Linked DNA regions of Mus musculus: region 2 is linked to region 1. A link is a loop called in an ENCODE intact Hi-C map of the cell type or tissue named here. Cell type or tissue: gastrocnemius. All regions are shown on one strand.

What was found. Hi-C counts contacts between places; a loop is a spot of excess contacts. Peaks named below come from ENCODE experiments on the same cell type or tissue, not always from the same donor. Only the 100,000 strongest peaks of a DNase experiment are listed, where the experiment ranks them.
Region 2: it touches region 1 in a loop (5-fold over the local background); 28 of 42 quality-filtered maps call a loop at or near these places.

The regions. Positions count from the first base shown.
Region 1 is chr1:106,392,035-106,400,034 of GRCm38, forward strand. It overlaps Phlpp1 (PH domain and leucine rich repeat protein phosphatase 1), which reads left to right. Exons shown (of 17, transcript NM_133821.3): 17 at 95-2,211. The coding sequence ends at 1,306. Among named protein-coding and RNA genes, the nearest start is that of Gm41928, 130 kb to the right of the region's middle. In gastrocnemius, a CTCF peak has its summit at 3,691 (motif pointing left); a DNase peak (open chromatin) is centred at 3,644.
Region 2 is chr1:105,886,575-105,894,574 of GRCm38, forward strand. No RefSeq gene overlaps it. Among named protein-coding and RNA genes, the nearest start is that of Gm41926, 27 kb to the left of the region's middle. In gastrocnemius, a CTCF peak has its summit at 4,667 (motif pointing right); a DNase peak (open chromatin) is centred at 4,658; H3K4me3 peaks cover 247 bases; H3K27ac peaks cover 1,269 bases.

The DNA.
Region 1 (8,000 bases):
ACCGTCCTGTGACCCAGTCAGTGGCCCAGAGGGAGGCTGCTCAGTAACCACATGTGCTCTGTGCTCACTGTCTCTTTGGAAATTTTTCTTCTAGGATGGCAAGGTCAATGGAGTGACAGAGTCCACGCGCATCCTGGGCTACACCTTCCTCCATCCCAGTGTGGTGCCTCGCCCCCATGTGCAGTCGGTGCTTCTGACTCCACAGGATGAGTTTTTCATCCTGGGCAGCAAAGGGCTGTGGGACAGCCTATCCATTGACGAGGCTGTGGAAGCTGTACGCAATGTGCCAGATGCTCTGGCTGCTGCTAAGAAGCTCTGCACCCTGGCTCAGAGCTATGGCTGCCATGACAGCATCAGTGCTGTGGTGGTACAGCTAAGTGTCACCGAAGACAGCTTCTGCTGCTGTGAGCTCAGTGCTGGAGGGAGCATGCCACCACCCAGCCCCGGAATCTTCCCACCATCCGTCAACATGGTCATCAAGGACCGACCCTCAGATGGGCTGGGTGTGCCATCCTCCAGCAGTGGCATGGCATCTGAGATCAGCAGTGAACTGTCTACCTCCGAGATGAGTAGTGAGGTGGGCTCCACAGCCTCTGATGAGCCCCCGTCTGGAGTCCTGAATGAGAGCAGCCCTGCCTACCCCAACGAGCAGCGCTGCATGCTCCACCCTGTCTGCCTGTCTAACTCCTTCCAACGTCAGCTGTCCAGCGCTACTTTCTCCAGCGCGTTCTCTGACAACGGCCTTGACAGTGACGATGAAGAACCCATTGAGGGGGTGTTCAGCAACGGCAGCCGGGTTGAGGTGGAAGTAGACATCCACTGCAGCAGGGCCAAGGAAAAGGAGAGACAGCAGCACCTACTTCAGGTGCCAGCTGAGGCCAGTGATGAGGGCATTGTCATCAGTGCCAATGAGGATGAGTCAGGTCTGTCCAAGAAGGCAGACTTTTCTGCTGTGGGAACCATTGGACGACGCAGGGCTAATGGCTCTGTAGCTCCCCAGGAAAGGAGCCATAATGTGATAGAGGTTGCTGCAGATGCGCCTCTCCGGAAGCCAGGAGGCTATTTTGCAGCCCCTGCTCAGCCAGATCCAGATGATCAGTTTATCATCCCCCCAGAGCTGGAAGAGGAAGTCAAAGAAATCATGAAACATCACCAGGAGCAGCAGCAGCAGCAGCAGCAGCAGCAGCTGCCACCACCACCCCAGCCGCCACAGCCACAGCCACAGCCACAGCCACAGCCACAGCCACAGCCACAGCGGCACTTCCAAATGGATCACCTGCCAGACTGTTACGATACACCGCTATGACCCAGCCTGAGTACTGTTTTAAACAATAAACTAACCAGAGAGACTGAGAGTCTCCCAGGCTCACATTAAACCAGGGGTGTTAACTTCATGCCCTCTCCCAGACACTGCCCCACCTGTCTCTGCAGCTCATCTGTAGGTTCTCTTTGTATTGGTTACTTTTAACAATTAACCACTTTTCTTCTAGTGATACTTTACCAATATGATTTAAATTTGTTAACTTCTTTCCCTAACATATCAACTGTGTAAAGACAAAGAACAAAAGGTTTAATATATTACAGAGAAACAGTTAATGATAATGTAATATTTTTAAAAATGGCTTTTGTTGTTTTGTTTGTTTGGAAGGCAGGGCAAGTTGCCATTGCTAAATGATTTAATAATATTGTAATTGTGTATTTCTTTGTGGGGAAAGCTTTTTTTTGTCTTGAAAATGGTAGACATTTGTAGAATATGGCGACTAACTCCTAGGAGTTGCTTTACTCTGTCAGGTGACTTAAGTCACTGGGAGTCACTAATTTTCTCTGAGAGAACAGTTGATTGAGAAATTTCTATTGTAAATATCTCAGTGTTACATAGTGAAGCTTAAAGTGTTTGTAGTCTTGCATAAGGACACAGCCTAAATAACTGACCCCTTACTCGCTCTGAAGAGCCTCCCTGCCCCACCCCTACGTAGCTCATCTTCAGTGTGGGCCATGTGCAGCGTGTTTCTGTGCAGATAATGTGGCCCTGTTCTCGGGAACCCAGAACCTTTTACAGACATTTTTTAATTGTGTTCCTTCCTGCTGCCACAATCAGCATGACTGTATAGAGTCCCTTATACCATCTACACATCCAGAGTTATATGGAAGCAGAATGCCCAAATGGACATGTCGTAATTTTTGTTATAATAAATATGAAATTTACAAGTACTGAATCTATCTGCTTTTGTCTCAGCATCCAGGTGTGTCTCACAGCCAAACCAGTTTAGGATTAGAAGGAATAGATGGGGGTGAGATTAACCAACATTATGGTTTGGGGTTTGTTTCCTTAATAGTCAAGTTCAGCTGCAGTGAATGAGGTAGTAGAATCGACCTTCTGGTCAACCGCACACACAGCTGTTGTTACCCTTTTCTTTTTATGATTATGCAAGGTAGTCCTCACTGGAAGAGAGGACTGGATGGGGACTGCATAGAGGAGAGCCCTGCAGAGAACCTGCAGACCTCCTACAGAACCAAGATGGGTTTCAGCTCTTCCAGGAGATCACGTGAACAGGTCCATGCACCTTCCATTGTAACTGTCAATTAAGAGCTGTATGTGGAAGGCAGGTGGCATCCCTGTTGTCTCCCTTCAGGTGTGCCCTCAGTAGTACTTGGCCAGCCCAGACTAATGGCCGAGCCCACAGAAGAAGAGGTAGCTCACTCCAGCACAGCACTGGACCCAGTAGCTGAAGAAACTGTGTTTCCCAAGTGTGGAAGAGGCCTTGTGCCTTCAACTGGAAGTCGAGTCATCCCAGGGGATGATCCTGCCTGACTCTCTAGCCCTTCCCTCCCTTACTGTGCATCATACCATGTGGGGCATAGGTCACATAGAAACCACACAACTTCCTAGTGCTCCCCAGTGCCTTATTTCCTGTCCAGCTTCCAAGTCATCAGTGCTTAAATCCCAACTCTGGGTAGAGTTCATCTTTGTGGAGGAGGCCTAGAGCACACAGTGTGACTCTTTCAGAGGGGTCAGAACCTGTGGAGGCTGGTGAACAGAGTCAGTACTTGTAGACTCCATGACAGCATCTGAGGCGGCTACACAGCAGAACCAGCAGACGTGGGAGAGAGCAGCAGGTTAGATGCTGTGTTTGTGCATCCACAGTCCTCTGGCATTTACATCTCTGTCCGTTCTGTCATTGAGACATTGTGCACATCACACGCGTGGAACTGTGGAGAGAGAAGTTCTTTTGGGGGACTTGGCAGTACATAGTACTGTAGAGGAGAAACTTTTATGTTGCATCCATGTGAAGGGACTAAAGAGGCACAGACATACTGGGAAGTCTCCATGCTCTTATGTAGGAGCCTCCGCAGTTATTTCCTAAGGTGAATTTATTCACTTCTGTTTACCAAGATACACTCTAATAGTGTATGTGAAGGTGCTTATAAATCTGAAGTGGATTTTGAGCTTTAAGTATTTTATTAATACTTGAAGACCCCTAAAGCCATGATGTCTGCACAGGAGAAAGGGTTGCCCTGAGGCTGATGACCTTGCTGGGGCCAGGACACCAGTTCCTGTCAGATCAGCCACCTACTAGCAGATACAGGCAGCCTCCAGGCTTCCTGCCCTTACCCATCAGGCCAATCTCTGGCCAGGGCCAGACTAGTGTGGCTGCTTTCTTTTGATTGCTTTTGTTATAGCACCACCTACTGGTGAGTAGTTTGGGGGCCAGGCCACCGACTCCATTTGGACTGAAGAAACTGTTTAGCAGTTTTCTTCATGGAATAGAAAGTAATCCTCACCACTAATTAAGTGTGGCAGAGATGCTGCATTAAATCCTAGCGTCTGTTGTACCTTGTACCAGTCTCTGCTTTACAATGTGGTATCATTGGTGACTACTTGGTTCCTATAATAGGAAATTTAAATAACATGCGACCAGAATTATAATCGATCCAGCATTTGTCTACCCTTGCCTTCCCTGGGGTTAGAAAACAAGGGAAAACAGAGAGCATTAATGGTATGCATGCAGTCTTACAGAGTAGATATGTGATGTCACTACTGGCTGTAACTAAGGGAGGGGGGAAAAAAGAAAAAAAAGCCCCATTGGCGTAATGTTGACTCTCATCAAAGGGTCTTGAGTCCTTCCCTGGTGCTAAGCAGAATAATCGCTGAAAAGTGGGGTTATATTATCTGTAACTGCCTCCCGAGTGACAGATCGGAAACTCACTAACGCCTTCCATGTAAGTTGTCACTATTCCAGCACAGAACTAGGCTGCTCAGAAATCCGGGAGCACGGCACAAATGCTTCAAGTGGCGAGTGGAAGAGAAGACTCACTTCTCTTGTGGGGGAGCAGACTCACTGTCGCTGGGGGAGCTCCCAATATCTGTCATTAAATACTACTAGTTTCTCTCTTTCAGTTCATCTCCGAAATTCCCATGTTGTGCAAATGACTCTAGGCCAACTGCTTTCGTCATTGTCATTGATCTGGCCTGTGCTGATATGGATCCCCATGTCTGATATATATGTGTTTGAAAATGTAAATGGCTCTAAAGCATCTGTGATAGCTTTGATTTGTTTTTTCTTATCCTAACCCCTACCTGCTATATCAATTGGATCAAAGTTCACACTAAACCTTGCTCAGGTAAAGGAAGGTAAGAGCCCTTCCAGGACCTCCATCTGATTTGCATGTTCACTCATCCTTAATCAACAATCCATGGCCATCTCAAAACCAGCACAGGACCTGAGGGGCCTGGCTGGGGTATGATCTTGAGACGCTTTGAGGGTCTAAGCCAGCGCCGTGTTGATACTAGATATACATAAATGTCTGAAAGCAGAATGCTCTCCCCTCAAAATGCCCCTCTTCCCTTCTTGAAGACATTGAACACATCAGGAAGAAATGGGCAAATGGCCCTTAAGCCCTGTTTTTTACTGTTCTGTTTCCTGGCCTCAATGTACATATAAATAATATGTATTGCATTTGTTGGCCTTTGGTTCATTTTGCTCAAAGAACACAAACAGAATGCTTCAAGAAAGGTCTCCCTCCTGCTTAAGCTGGAGCCTCACTTATTCTGATTCTCTAAGGACAGAAAGATCTTCTATCATCATGCTGAAATCTTTCACTTTCTGCTCTTCTGCCTTGTTCCAGTGAACTTGGACTTTCCTCTAACGAGTAGTCCTGTCTGTTTAAAGGGCATCAAAATGGCAATTGGGACTTTTTTCAGTGTTCCATGTCCAGTTCTTGAATGCACCAATACTTACTTCCAAGTCTTCTTAAGACTGCCTCCCAAATAATGCCTGGGTATGCTGGAACCAGCTCGGGATTAAGAGTTGTATTTAAGCTAGGACTAAGCCAAGCAATATTTTTATTTGGCTCCTGATCTACCATACTTTCGATGACTACCTATAGAATGCCTCAGCAGGCTATAAGTATCTCATTGTAAGATGATCCATAACTCCCAGGAGCCGCATCGTGTACTGGACCTGCCACCTATCACAGGTAAATACATACATTCCTTTTCTATGATAATGTCACCTGCATGTCATTCTCACCTTTGAGCCCTCCAGTTATCAGTTGAAATTCTGTGGGAGTCTCTGTGACCACCAGGACTGGCAGAGTACCCATCTGCTAGAAGCAAGAAGGAATCCGGTTCAGTATGACTTAGATGGTGCTGGCCCCAACCTCTAGAGTGTGACCCTGAGCAGTTGATTGCCAGCATATTCAAGCACAGAATAATTTGGAAAAAAAAAAAACAATTTCTGGTGTAATACAGTCTCATGAGCACAAGGAAACTCAACTCAAATCCATGCCACATCTTCCAAGAAGATGGGTTCTAGAGATAGGCTACATGTATTATCTTAAAGGCCTAGCAAAGGATCTGATATGGTCTCAGTCGTACAGATAGTGTAGATGTCATTTCTGCTGTTAGCTACCTCTGGTCCTGGTTGTGAAAACTTAAGAGCACCCCTGGCAATACAAATAATGCAGAGGCCATTTACTACTAAGCACCTCCAGACCTGCACATGATAGATAATACAGATCACCAGGCTATTGAGCAATCAATCACCTTCATTCCCAGCCTTCTGGGTAGAAAACAGGTTATACATATTTTTTCCTTGAAAAGACAGCCCTGTGTATTTAACATTCCTGGTTTCCCTAGAGCTATTTGTACACACAGGAACCTCACAACAAAAATCCATCTTTGTATTCTTCAGATTACAATGGGCAGGGGTTCGGCATGTTCTTTCTGGCTTCCTTCCGCATAACTAGGGACAAGATGGAATGTTAGGAAAGCAAAGAAAGTGATGTAAGCGGCAAATCTGCTGATGTGGACCAGAGAGCTCTCTTCTGCCTCTCTAGTCTCAGCATCCCATGACATGACATCAAGCTCACCTGGTTCCTCTTTGCAGGCAGAATGCAAGCTGAGTATTCTGTAGGGTAGTATTGTTGTTTCATAAACACTTTCCTAATTTCTATAACCAAACCCATACAGATATTGCCCTACATATTTAATAGTGTTACCCTTACAAATGGAAAACAGTTGAGTTTGATATTTCTTGATCAATATTGCTGTTCTTTTCTGCACAGTGATAACTGAATATTTTCTGCACAGTGATAACTGAATACAGTTAACTGGGATGCTTTTTTTTTTCTAAAACAGAGTACAGCTAAAGTTTCAAAAAATTCAAAGTGTGTGTGTTTGTGCATCTGTGCTTTATGCTGCTGGTGTGTGTGTATGTGTGTGTGTATGTGTGTGTGTTTCATGCTGTGTGTGTATGTCTATGCATCTTTTTGCTTCATCTGGCTGGTGTATAGGAATGGGGTTTTAGCCTAATGGGATGGGGGGTGGTTGTTTTGTTCTTCTGAAGGTCTTAGGATCAAGGCTCCTTAGCCTTCCTCATAAGCTGAGCATCTCCCTAAGTCCACTGGGCACTCACTCTGTAGAAATGGTGGAGAGGTGGAGTGCCTGAGATGAGCCCCCAAGGGCAAACACTGGAACACATTTAATGATGATTATCTGGAGAGACATGTGTGTCCATAGGTGCATTCACACTTGGAGTGAAAACACTCGGTCAGTGAAGACCTTGGACTTGACCCAGACAGAGACTGCAAGCTGCCCAAAGCTCATCCCACAGCAGGACCACTAAAAATGCTTCTGCCTGATATCCCTGCCCTGGGGACCACACTGTGCTGTGAGGGATAAGAATGACTTCTCCCTCTGGGGAAGGAACAGATGTCATACTCTGCTGCCCAGATGACCTCCCTCCTGCATGAAGAGCCCTTAACTACACTGTGTCCACCTCCAGTTCTGCCAGCAGCACCAACCAGAAAGGACAGAAGAGCAGGCAGAACTCCTGTACTCAGAGCTCACATGGATCTGAATTCTTAGAACACAGAAGGCTGGAAGTGCCAGGCTGTTCTGCACAGCAAACACCCAGTGAGCCATTTCACAGCTGTTCCCAAATAGGTGGGTTCTGATTCTGCTTACCTTTCCGTGTCAGGCCCTTGAAGAAAGTGGATACAGCAGTTCCCACTGCTACTCTCTAGCATGCCTCGCACCCTGCCCTTCTATTTGCGTGACCTCGATACTCTCCATTTACCCCAAAATGTCCTCAGCCTCAATGTCCCTCAAGCTGTCCACTAAGGTAGGCCATGTTCTTCCTTGGCCAGAGTGAAAGTTTGTGTTACTGGGGAAATCCCTACGGTGACAGTAACACTGCACCCCTGCAACCTCCTTGGCCCCACTGACAGGGGCTCCTTGTTGCTTTACCCATGGTCCTATGCACCCCAAGGGCTCCAGAGGCTCATCCTGCAGATATGTGTGTTCCCCAGCATCTGTACCTCCACTTGAGGTGCTTGGAGCAGGTCCTCGGTGTGTCTGAGGGCTGCTTGGCCACTTTTAAACCTGACCTAGATGTCTTTTCCCATTCTGCACAAGTTCTAAACCTCTCTGGGCCTCCAGCCCTTGCTCAGACATGGTCTGGGCTTCTCTAAGGAAGCTGAAAGGAGACACCTAAGTT
Region 2 (8,000 bases), 510 kb before region 1:
GCCCCAAGCTCCTGGTATTCTGTCTGGACTCCACCCCCACAGTTACCTGGCAACAGCTAGGTATGCCCAGCCCACTATAAAAGGAGCTGCTTACCCCTCCTTATTCTCCTGCTCTTACTCTCTTGCTCCCTGGCTCCCCCCCTCTCTGCCTTCCCTTCTCCCCTCTCTCCACACGGCCATGACCAGTCTCTACTTCTCTACTTTTCTCCCCCTCTCTGCCTTTCTACAACAAATGCCTTAAAACCATGGACTGCCTCTTCTCATGGGGACCTGCCATGGAAGAGCAACGGAGCAGGTCTTCCTAGCTGCCTCTAACCTTTCACCCAGAGGCCTCCCTGCGTTCCCACCAACCCAAGCCGCCTGCCAGGCAAGACAAGGACTTCATCCCCACGACCCCTCCTTCCCCCACCCCCCCACCCCCGCCTTTCCCCCTTCCCTAACCTGCCAGAGTTCTCTCCTCCTACGTTTTTCCCCTCAGCCCTAGGCCAGAGTTCACCCGTAGGTCCCCACTCTGTTCTCAGCTCTTCTGAGACATCAGTGGCGACTGCGATGTCCAAGATTGAAAACCTAATGTCCCTGTCCTCCATGCAGCCCAGGGACTCCAGACCCAGCTTTTCCGCAGTGCCCAATGTTGTCTATAGTGCCTGAGAGTCTGAGTCCGACTCCTGCAGGTCCTCGAGAACCTATGCCTTCCCCACCTCCAAAGCGGGGTCTCGTGGCTTCTCACAGCCTGACGCCCACCCAGCAGTGGCATCTACGCAGTCAAACTCCTAGTGTCCACCTCACCCAGAGGCCTGAGCCCTGGGCTGAATGCGGGACCCCATAAGTCGAGAGGAGAGCTGAGGGTGCTTGATGTGCAAGCACGAAGATCTGAGCTCAAATCTTCAGGACCAGGTAGATATCTGAGGGTTAGGCAGAAGGGACGAGGGCTGGAGACAGGAAGATTGTTGGGTCTTGCCAGTTGCCAGCTTGCTAACAGTGATCAGGGTCTAAGCCAGGTATTTCCAGGGTTTGCGCTGCTTATCCTAAAAACTGAAAAGAAGAGTTCGCACATATTTGCAAAAGAAGCAAGATGATTTTCTTTGGAGCAAGTTGATAGTACAGAGCATAGAGGGACACACTGTTGAAAAGACCAGTAGTGGGTGACATGAATGAGGGCACTCATGGTCCATTAATATCCAGGGATTTTTTTCTGAAAAGGGTTCAGGGCAAGTTTGGTTACTTAAGGACATAGATTGGATGGTTCTCTGTTTTGATTGATAGATAAGATCACATATTCATTTTTCCTGCTGCACATGTCCCTTCCCAGATACATCTGATTTTAATCATATGTGTGAGGAGCGGGTGTGGCAGCAGTCCCAAGAAGGCGCCAGGGACTGCAGCTAAGTCTTATGACTTGCACCTGACTTCTTCATACACCTGAAAATAAGCCACAACCATCACGAGAGCTGCACAGGTGCACCAGGATACTGGCGAATCCATTTTGATGGAGACATGCCCCTGCTGCCCTGATTAGCTGAAGCTGCGTGTCTGGTGAGGTGACGTGGCCTGCCGTGAGTGGATGAGGGCTGAGAGTATATAAGAGTGAGAGGCCCGGGTCAGAGAGAGAGAAAGATGGAGAGAGAAAGTTGAAGCGAGAGAGATGAAGACTGAAGTTTGCTGAATAAACTGCTGTTAGAAGGACTGGTGGTCATGTCGTTCTTGCTGGTCGAGAGCGGACGAGACACATATGCATGCCCCATTATGCATAGGCATAGGAGAGTAAACAGAGGATTGTGCCTAAAGTTTACTAGAGGACGCTCCAAAAACACTTCAGGCTAGTTGGACCCTTTTATTTTTCATATCCTCATTCAATGGAAATACACTTAAGCTGAAACTTAACTGGACTGTTACTAGGGGTAAGAAAAATTATATGTAAGAGTATATGTAGCCTGGTACAGGTAGGGGCTTGAGGTTGCTGGGTGTACTGCTTGGAGGGTGTGTGTGTGCACAGTGCCTGCAGGTGAAGGAACCAGGTTGCCAAGTGCATTAACACAAGAGGAAGTGTATGTGTAGAACCAAGTTTCAATGGGGTCTCAAGCTTCAACGATCTCCTATGCCTGCCTCAAACCCAGGTACAGGTTCAGTGAGAGGCAGTGCTGCAAGAGAATATGACGCCTGCATGTACATGTTCAATACACACACTGTACATACAGAGAACATTGGATTGGTGAGAGTCACTGAGGAAATCATTAATAAATACATTTTATGAGCTTTAGAATCATATATGTGATTTGAAATCCCAACTCTGTTACTAGCAAGCTATGCAACTAGACACAAGATGCCTAGTTACCCACGTGCTGTGTAAAATGGGGATAATGATTCTATTATGCTTATTTCAGGGATTAAACGAAATAATGCATACAAGCCAGTCTGCAAAGTAGCTGCAGCATAAGTTATCAACAAGCAGCACTAGATGTTTGTGCTGCTGCTTGCAGGAAGGAGTGTGGTGTTTCCTTAAGGAGCACCAACTGTTGTGCGCTGGCTTAAGTTTTCAATAGCCAAGCACAGTGCATAAGGAGTCACAGTGCATAAGAATGCCATGTGCCTTAGAATGGGTTCTACTGAATGATCTATTGAATAGATACGTGTCAGGAAAGGAGAGTCCTGGACAACAGGTCTCAGAGAAAAGTGTATTGGTTTCTAGCAGGATCTGTGTCTGGGGAGACACAGGTTATATTATAGCAGGTCATAGCTGTTCCTTTTATGCCTGCTAAACAGAACAGAACAGGTAAAAAGCTAATGACATATAAATCTAAAGGTGTTTCCAACAAGTAGCAGGCCCAGACAGCCTTTGTGAGGACGAACGCATCTCTTTGGGGAGCTGGAGAGGTTGCTGAGTGGTTAAAAGAGCATATTGTTCTTACAGAGGACCTGAGTTTGGTTCCCAGCAACCATGTCAGGCAGCTCACAACTGGACTCTATCGACAGGGAATCTGACAGCCTCTTTTGGATCTTGTGGGCACCTGCACTCATGTGCATATTCCAACATACTGGCGTGCACATATGTATGTGATTTAAAAATAAATCAATTGTAAAGATCAGAGCAACAGAGCGAGACATTGTGCTCTCCTCTGGTGTGTGCCTGTCACTCACCGTGGTTCATGAAATGGGAATGTGAGAACATGCACCGTAGTGGGTTAGAACCTGTGGCTTGTATCTTCCTATTTCTTATGGACAGATGTATTAATCTGACCTTCAGTTCTTCTGAAGGAAATGGAGCTTTTCCATTGTACAACCAAGATGTAAGTTAAGGTGAGGTCATGCGGGAGGTCGGTGTAGCCCAATGCAATATGAGTGGTCCTAAAAGAAGAGTGGAAGGGACACATGTCATGTAAAGATGGACAGGCACAGAGGGAAGATGGTGAGGGGACACACTAAGGATGCCACACAACCTTAGGATCGCAGTGACCTGTGCACAAGCAGAGGAGTTAGAGAGAGCACCACTCACACAGCAACAAGGAGACAGACACAGAACACTCTCTCTAGAAACAGAGCAGCCACAATGGCACCTTCACCTCAGACTCTGGCTGCCTGTGTCAGGCTGCCAGCTGATACCACAGGACACAGCAGCTGTAGGCAAGTGTACTCTATTCCAAGAAGAGAAAAATTCCTACAGAGCTGAGTGGTGAATGTTGATCAGAGAGGGTTTTTGTTTTTCATTTTGTTTTGCACATGATTGTGTCATATATGTGTGTGTGTGTGGTATGTATGTGTGCTCCTGTCCACATGTGTGTGGGTGCTCGTGTGTGCGCATGCAATCATACATGGAAAGGCCAGAGGTTAACAGTCAGCTGTCTTCCTCACTACACCTTACCTATTAAGTAAGGCATGGTCTCTCATTTGAAGAGTTTGACAGCTCTGGGAGCCTAGCTAGGCAACTTGTTCTGGAGGTTGGGTCTCCAGTCTCCACCCACTACAGACTGGACTGCTACCCCAGGCAGAAATTACATGGGTGCTAAGGATCCCAAGTCACTTGAAAGGCAAGCACCTGAGCCACTGAGCCATCTCCCCAGCCTGCTGAGTTCTTGGTATCTGACATTCTAACCTTATGAAATTACAGAACTACAGCAAGTTGCCTCTTAACAGGAGGGTCTGGAGGCTGGAGGCCGTTCCTGCTGTACTGAACAGCTGTTAAAGTGGGAAACTCAGAGGTCCTGTGCAATGCTGACCTCACCAGAGTGGAGAAAGAGTGAGGATGCTCCTCTCTGATTGGATGAGAGTGTTTCTAAGACCTTCTGTGACAGGACATCTGTCTTCTACTTGCTTGAGGACATTTATGAATCTGGCAGTGCCTAATCAAACTGATAGAAACTTCCAGGCACTTCCCTTCCCAGGCAGCTAGAGTATATTCTCTCTCTCTCTCTCTCTCTCTCTCTCTCTCTCTCTCTCTCTCTCTCTCTCTCTCCTTCCCTCCCCTCCCCTCCCCCTCCCCTTTTCTCCCCTCCCCCTCTCCATCTCTTCCCCTTCTTCTTTGAAGAGTATGAGCATCAAGTTCCAGGGCTTTGAAATACCCTTGCTCATTTAGCGTGCACAGTCTTGCAGCCGGTGACCAGTATCTTCCTGATGGCAGAGGGCTCCCAAACAGCAAATCGCTTGTATGCAAGAACAGTTCCACCAGGTGGCGCCCCGTCAAAGGTTAGGCCAGGGGCCCTTGAACTTCACTCTTGCTATCTGAAAATAATCTCAACAAAATCCCAGAGCCAGTGACGCTTCTAGAGGTTGAGTTAGAAGACGTCGCTTGCCCTTCTCGTACGACCTAGTCGCCAAGGAGGCAGAACTTTCTACCGCTTTCCTCATTAAGAGCCTCATCTAGGATCAAATTCCCTCATCAGGCAACAAGTGAGAATGTTCATCCAAGCTCTTGTAGCCAAGGGATGACATAGAAGGTGGCTGTCAGTTGGGTTGGCCTGTCACTCTGGCAGGAATGGTGATCACGGGGATGCCATCACAGCACCTTATCTGATGCCACCCGAAACTGGCCAGACACAGAGAACACTCTGTGCTCATTACACCCTTGGAATACTCAGAAAGCAGCCAGCCCCCAAAAGGAGGATAGCTTTTTATATTTTTATACCATGACAGAAAAAAAGCGCATTTCCAGTTGAACCTCAAATACTCAAGACAGAAGAAGGAACCGAAGTCTGTCAAAATCTTTGTAGATGTGAACCAACTACAGGAAAGCAAGACAAGCCGCCAAGAAGCTTGGCCCGAGCCTGGGGACTGAATAGCAATGAAACAAATGTGGCTCTCCTGGCTGCTGATTCTGTGTATGTTAAAGCAGACTTGACCAAAAAGTTTGCCTTTTCTCAGTGACAAAGTTTCTTTGTACAATGGTTTGGTGAGCATCTTTTGTCATAAATTGAAAAAAAAAAAAGTTCTTTCTTTACTGTTCAGGATTAAAGCTTGTAGACTAAATATAAAGTTTCTTAGCAAAGGATAAAACACATAATCGATCTAAAATCAATAACCCTTCCTCCTCTTCTTGCTGACATTCAAAAGGGTTTGTGGGATGTTCTTAGAGATACCGACATAATTATCACACATTCTGTTCAAAATCAAAGCAAAATGCTGGTTTATGAGTGATGGAGAAGAGATCCAGGCTCTGTGCTGTTTCCCAGTGTACCTGCTAAGTGATCACAAAGATACGGTTTAAAAATGACAAAGTGTCCCACAGGGCTGCATCCTCAAACTGGCAGCGTCCTTCAGTCCTTCCAAGGCAGCTGCCGTCTCTGGTCCTTCCCAGGAACACTGTGAAACAGGACACTCTGACCTCAGGGGCCTTCGGTTTCCCTGTGTCCTATTCTCTTCTTTGCCATTGAAATCGCAGGCCCTCAGCTTCTTTTCTTTGCTTGTTGCCTTTATCAAAACTTCATCTCAGGGGGAAGAATTACCAGCAATTTTAAGATAATGGAATTCAGCACTCTCTTGCTTCCCCTCCTTCTATACTTTCACAAGTGTCTTCTTTGCTTGTTCATCACCAAGAAGGTCTTGAAAGCCTCGTGAGATGCAGGGATCTTCAGCTGCCCCTGAACTCAGTTCAAAAGACAGGCCTGCCTTGTTCTATTCCAAAGATCAGCACAGGGAATCCCATCCCTGGGTGTCCTGGGAGTCCTGGGAGTGATCCAGTCAACTCACAAATGTCACCCTGGTTAGAAACACTCAAAGCCGCACCTCCAGGAGGAGAGTCAGGGGTCACCATTTTCTGCTTTATGTCTCTTGAAGCCCAGAGTTTTGGGATAAAGACATTGTTTTCTTGACAACATGGCCATGAGAGTCATGGCAGAGAGCAACTCTCCAGGACTATGTACGCAATGACCAGCAGCACATGTGCATACACAGACTCGGCATCATACATGACCATGATAAGCCGTGATCGCTTGGGATGCGCTGGAACTCCTGTAACCTAACTCAGAAAGCCAGCGATAATCCTTTTCAGTCCAGGGTTGGAGCTTGGTAATCTGCCTGTGTTCTTGCTTCTTGCCAGGAGAAAACTCAATGATGTCCGGGAGATAATGAAACCTATCGGTCCATTCAGAACACTCACCGTGATGCTTTCTGCTTAAAATTGCAAGACGGCAGAAGCCAATGACTAAGGATGGGGAGGAAAAAGCAGACGAAAATAAAGATGCACAGATGACCCCCAATATTGGACTGATCAGGCATGAACACGAAAGTAGATTTCCAATGGAAACTTACACCCAGAAAACTATATTCTATGGTATTTTTAAATACAAAGTATAATATTAGAACAACAAAAACAAACAAACAAACAAAATCAAAAAACTAAAGGTAAGAACTTTGGAGCTATTGAGATGGTTCATTGGGTAATCATCGGGCAAAGGAGCTTGCTACCAAACTTAATGACCTGTCTTTAATCCCTGGAGCCCATGTAAAGGTGAAAGGACAGAATGGACTCCATAAAGTTGCCCTTTGACCTCCACAAGCATGCTATGGCATGTGCCCAGTGCCCTCTAACATGTCCTGAGTACACACAATAGTAAATGAATACTTTTTTTTTTTAAATTCAAAAAATGTAAGCATTCTCAACTGTAAAGTGGCAGTGGTAATGTACTTTGGGGATACGCTGGGGCTTCAGATCAGAGACTCCATCGTTCGAACACATGCCCGGAGCACAGTAGGAAGTGTTTCTCCTACTATAACCCTCACTAAATAGGGTGGTACTAATTAAGAGTTTAATGGAAAGAAATTAAAAAAGAGTAGACAAAGAAGAGCATCTGTGAAGTGAAAAGTGCTGTCAAAGTAGAGACATCAGTCGGGAAACATATTGATAAATGATAAGCACACCTGCACATATGGTGCACGCAAGCATGTCCAGCACGTGTAACTGGAGCTCCAGAAAGTCAGAAAACCAAGCACATGAGAAACTGAGTGTGATGCCAGCTGACACAGTACTGAATTAAGTCCTCAGTTTAAGGATTCTTAAAACCGTAAAGTGTCAGAGAGATACAGCACATCTAGGCAAGCATGCCCTAGTCAGGTGGGTTAGAAAGGAAACCTTGCAAGCAGCCAACTGGAAAAGATTCCTTACCTCCAAAGAAGTGACAGGAAAACTAACAGTTAACCTCCTAGCAGTGATGAAAAAATGGAGGAGCATACTTTACACACTAAGCAGCAACAACAACAACAGAGTTGATGATGTTGATGACGACGACGAAGGCAAAGACAAAGACAACAGAACGTCTATAATTCTGCATCTGGGGGAAGAATCCTTTAAAACAGAAGGAAAATACATTCCAGAAAAGCACAAGATAATTTCTCATCTGCATAGCTGTACTAAAATAAATACTTCAGATACTCTGTGAAAAAAATGAAGAAAGGCAAGAAGCAACATGTGACCTGGGGGCAGTGGGAACCAAGCAGTAAGGCGCCTGGCCCTATGTAGCTTCCACTGTCAAACAACAATAACAACAACAAGGACCCTAGCTGGTCGTTAAGCT